2 separate regions of the Homo sapiens genome follow, and region 2 is linked to region 1. Evidence: chromatin loops called from intact Hi-C (ENCODE). Cell type or tissue: ascending aorta. All regions are shown on one strand.

Evidence for each region. A loop is a pair of places that touch in the nucleus more often than their neighbours do. Peaks named below come from ENCODE experiments on the same cell type or tissue, not always from the same donor. Only the 100,000 strongest peaks of a DNase experiment are listed, where the experiment ranks them.
Region 2: a loop joins it to region 1, with 13 times the contacts of the local background. A loop is called at or near these places in 3 of 110 quality-filtered maps.

The regions. Positions count from the first base shown.
Region 1 is chr10:23,094,324-23,096,823 of GRCh38, forward strand. It overlaps MSRB2 (methionine sulfoxide reductase B2), which reads left to right and starts at 1,256. Exons shown (of 5, transcript NM_012228.4): 1 at 1,256-1,403. The coding sequence starts at 1,286. It overlaps LOC107984215 (a long non-coding RNA gene), which reads right to left and starts at 956. Exons shown (of 3, transcript XR_001747394.2): 1 at 497-956. RefSeq lists a silencer at 1,064-1,533. In ascending aorta, no CTCF peak of the experiment used is centred here; DNase peaks (open chromatin) are centred at 1,228, 1,858 and 2,158; H3K4me3 peaks cover 2,284 bases; H3K27ac peaks cover 2,355 bases.
Region 2 is chr10:22,619,520-22,622,019 of GRCh38, forward strand. The region is part of intron 1 of PIP4K2A (phosphatidylinositol-5-phosphate 4-kinase type 2 alpha); the gene reads right to left. Among named protein-coding and RNA genes, the nearest start is that of PIP4K2A, 94 kb to the right of the region's middle. In ascending aorta, no CTCF peak of the experiment used is centred here; DNase peaks (open chromatin) are centred at 922 and 1,172; H3K27ac peaks cover 1,773 bases.

The sequences.
Region 1 (2,500 bases):
TATGATACCAAAAAAAGAACAATCCATTAACAAATTGATAAATTGGGCTTCATCAAAATTAAAAACTGCTCTTCCCAAGACAATATTAGGAGACAGAAAAGACAAACAAGAGACTGGGAAAAAAAATCTTTGTAAAGCATATGTTTGATAAAAGATTTGCATCCAAAATATATAAAGTGTTCTAAGCTCAATAATGAAACAACTCAACATTAAATGGGCAAAAGATCTGAACGGACACTTCACCAAGGAAAATACACTCGCTGCAAATACGCACATGAAAAGATGCTTAACATCATTAACGATTAGAGAATGCATAATAAAGCCACAATGAGCTACCACTACACAGAACCGGAACATCTACAGTTAAAATCTCTGGACTTTCAAGTGTTGGCAAGGATGAAGAACAACTGGAACTCGCATAGACTGCTAGTGGGAAGGTAAAGAAAAAAACCACTTGGGAAAACAGTATAGTAGTTTCTTAAATGGTTACACCTACCTTACGACCTGGGCATTCCACTTCCAGGTATTTACCCCAGAGAGGAAAAACCGTATATGTCTGTACAAAGATTTGCACAGGGATGTTCCTAGCAGCTGTAGTTCTAATCAGGAAAAATTGAAAGCAGGCTAAATCAAGTGCTGACTAAACACACGGTGGTATATCCATAAATGGAATACTGCTCAGGAAGCAATGAATGATTGTTCCATGCAAAAACACGCAGGCATGTCAAAGTAACTATGTTGAGTGAAAGAAGCCAGACAAAATCAAGTACATATGGGATGATTCCATTTATGGACGACTCTAGAAAATGCAAACTAAAACAGATCAGTGTTTGGGCTGCGGATGAGTGGAGTTGGGATAGGTGGAGGGGGGCAGGGCGAGGGAGGAGCAGGAGTGGGAGGAGCTGGGAGATGCAGAGATGGGTTGGGGAGGGTCTCATGGAAGGGAAGGGAGAGAGGAAGGGGGAGAGGAAGGGGGAGGAAAGGCAAGGGGAAAAGGAGAGGAAGAGGGAGGGGGAGAGAGAGGCAGAGTGGGAGGAAAGAGGGGCGGGGACCTGGGAGGGCCCAGGGCACATAGTGGGAGGAGCAGGTGGGAAGGAGGGAAGGAGGGAGGGGCAGGGGAGGGAGAAGAGGGGGAGGGAGACGAGGGGACTGGCGGTGTGGGCGGAGCGTGGGGAGGGAGGCCGACTAGCGCAGGCGGACGGGAGAGAATGGGGGAGGGGTGGGATGGGAGCAGGGGCAGAGACGGGCAGAGGGCAGAGGGCGGAGCGGCGCCGGAGCGGGCGTCATGGCGCGGCTCCTCTGGTTGCTCCGGGGCCTGACCCTCGGAACTGCGCCTCGGCGGGCGGTGCGGGGCCAAGCGGGCGGCGGCGGGCCCGGCACCGGGCCGGGACTGGGGGAGGCAGGTAGGACGCGGGTCCCGCAGGCCCCGCCGCCGCCTACGGCTTTCGGCTTCATTTCACCGGCTGCACCCGGGAGCCTAGGGCCGGTCCAGGCCGGGCGCTGCCCTCCTACTAAGCCCTCCTCGGCGCGCCCCTCCCCCCCCCCAGCCCGAGGATCTGGGACAGTGGATTGTAAACTTGGTGGCGGCAGGGTGGGGACTGACCCCTGTGAGAATCCGAGGAAATGAACAAATGATCCCCCTAAATGTGCGCATAATTTTTTTTTTCTTGGCTCGGGGAGTGGGGGCATAAGTGGGGCTCGGGGGCCTCTGACCCCTATCGGGGACTCCAGGCGAAGGCCCGGGGCCTGGGCTGTAGCAGCCCGGCCCGCGCGCCCCTGCGAAGGCCCCTAGTATTTTGCATTGCAGCCCTCTTCGTAGTTCCGCGGGCTTCCTTCCAGCATCTGAGAAGCAGGCAGTTCAGACTTGGGGTTCCTGTGAGTGTTTCCTGCCCTGCTGACTTCCCATAAATGTGTCTAAGAGCCAGGGAGACTGGGTTGATCATTTGTTCCTTCTTTAAGGTGACAGCCATTGTTAATGACTGAGACAGAGACCAGGGCGAGCCTGTGTGTGTGTGTCTCTCTCTCTCTCTGTGTGTGTGTGTGTGTGTGTTTCTGCTAAATACTTTTGGATCCTCTCTTGGATCTGGGTACCTGCACATTTCACCAAGCAGGAAGGAGTCACCTCGGGAGACCTGTGCCAGCTACCCCTGTATTTCAGTTCTATTTCAGGGTAACTTAGTGCCCCAGGGGATTGGCTTCCTGGGCGGTTGCCAGACTGACCCACTCTGAATCCAATTTTATATGTGTTCATTGAAGACATTCAGAGATACCCAACTGATGAAAATGTACCAACTCATTCTGAGCTCTTTTTAGCCCCTGAAGTTTTCGAAATGCAATATTGAAAGAATACGTAACTAAATAAAAGCGTTGGCGTTGTGGAATGTTAGCTCATCCAACTTGACTTCCAGCTATGGCCTTTCTAATCACTGGTGTCTCTAGTCAGTCTGATGACATTTGCTGTGAGCCTACTGTGTGCCAAGCATTGTATTGCTGAGAACCA
Region 2 (2,500 bases), 470 kb before region 1:
ACCGCCTCCTGGGTTCAAGCAATTCTCCTGTCTCAGCCTCCCGAGTAGCTGGGACTACAGGTGGGCGCCACCACGTGTGGCTAGTTTTTGTATTTTTAGTAGAGATGGGGTTTCACCATGTTAGCCAGGCTGGTCTCGAACTCCTGACCTCAGGTGATCCACCCGCGTTGGCCTCCCAAAGTGCTGGGATTACAGGCATGAGCCAACACGCCCAGCTAATATTCATTTTCTAAGACCATTTCTCAAAAGTTGATGTCTATCTGCAGATAAGACAAAAATCAAAGATCCAAGTATATTTTAATTAACATTTTCTTCTGAAATCTGAGCTACCTTCCAATATCTAGAAAAGAAATGCTTTTTTTGACAAGCCAAATAAAGTTATTCTGATATCAAAGGTGAGTAGGAATGAGAATAAAAGCACAAAGGTCATCCTTTCCAGGGTCCACAAACTCAAAAGCCTAAATTAATTCACTTCAGCAGATTTTTCAATTAAACAAGAATCATTAAGTCAATCTTTTGATTAATGGCTACTTGACTAAAATTAAAATGTCATCAGAAATATTTAAACTTTTGCTTAGAATCTTACTTTAATTTATAACATAGACACAAACTCTCCCATCTGTCAACTTGGTATCTGCAAGCTCAATCAGACTCTTACGGACATCCTTGCCGGCTGGCCCACTGTCAACTTCATACAAAAGAATGTAGTCATGTTAAAATTCTACCTCCCATGAACCACAGAATCTGACATAAAACTACTGAATTCAGGCCAAAAATTTATAATCTGGTACAGAGGTAATACTGGCTTTTTTAAAAATTCAAACAAAGACATTGCCAATGAAAACAAGAGCTTACAACGTGGTCCATTCAAAAGGGCCCCAGGCTCAGGGAGTCAGGAGACCTATGACTGAGCCCTGGTCAGCCACGTCACCACCCTCTGGCCTTGAGCAAAGTGCCCCAGCACTCTTGATCTCGCTTTATACTTTAAAAAACGAGTCTGAGAAGAGATCACAGTGATGTGTGCTTTGGCCCAGATAGTGATTTAGAAAATGCTTGAATTAATCACCAATCTTTTCAGACTTGAGAACATTTACATACAAATTTGGATTTCTGGCTTCTTTTAAAAATGGGAAGACCTGGCACCGGGCCCGGCATCACTCATCTGGTGCTGAGTAGCTGTGGGGATACACCCTCCAGCTGGGCACAGTTCCTGCCACTCCCTGGAGTCTCCTGCCTGGATGACTTGGCCCATTCCAGGGCTTTAGCCACCACAGGGCTCTGGTGCCTGCACTTGGGAGACATTCCCACAAATTCAAATGAATCACAAAACAACTTTCCAGAGATCCACTTAATTCCTGGAAGACACACATAACCTCTTTAAGTGTTTCATTTATGTGGATGTGGCAGTGCAGGGACAAAGATTGGAAGAAAAGCCACAGCTCCAATATTCTAATCAAAGGCATTGCAAGTTCCTGGTCTTCTTTTGAAACTGACACAGGGGACAGGGAAGAGATGCTAAATGAAGCTAATATGCCTGCAGTTGCCTGTAACCATGTCTTCAGCCACGTAAAGTTAAGCATCACCATTGATGCACAGAAAAGACGGGATAAGACAGATAAGAGCCACGTGCAGATGACATCATTTGAATCTCTGGACCTGGGGGATCTTGAGGCCAGCCTAATCCAACATCCTTTCCAGAGACAGAAACCAATCAATCCCCTAAGCTAGAGGAAGGTAAATTTCTGCCACTTGCAATTGAAGACACTCAAATACTTAATGGATGTCAAATAAGAACTTCACTCATCCAAATGGCATGACCACTAGCAATCACACAGCACTCTAAGAAACTGATCTTGAAAACTTCAAATAAACATTTTACTTTTTAGTCAGATATTTAATATGCTAAAATAATTTAATACTTCCCTGGTATCTTTCTTTCCATTCATCCTGGGATAAGGATGTTCTAAAACTAGAGTTCCCCAAGTAAGCTGTGAAGGCAAAGCTTCCAGAAGGTGCTAGATGATACCAAGCTGGCCAGAAGCCCTAAATCTCATACCTAAATCTGGCTAGCCATGGAGAAGATGGGGAGGAGTTTGGTATGTAATACAGGTGTCCCTGGGTACCCCAGATAACCACATCTACTGAAAAAGTAAGCAGTGAGTGACAGCTGTGCATTCAGAAAATCAATCACTGAAACACATCATTAATAAAACCTGTAAGACAATGGAGAAGGGGATGGCATGTACAGTTCAGCATTTTGAACTGAGATGTGTTCAGCAGACTTCACAGTTGGGACCTTCGTTAAGATTCCAGAAGGAAGCAATGAAATCCTAATTCTGTTACACCAGAACTTTTGTTTTTCTTTCCATGACCACAACAGAGGGGCCGCCTGCTTTCCTGCCCAGCATCCATCCTGAAAGAACAATGAGAGGAAGGGTACCATGCTGCCATTTACACTGCTTTCCCGGATTCCCATTTTAAGAGATGACCTGACCATGCA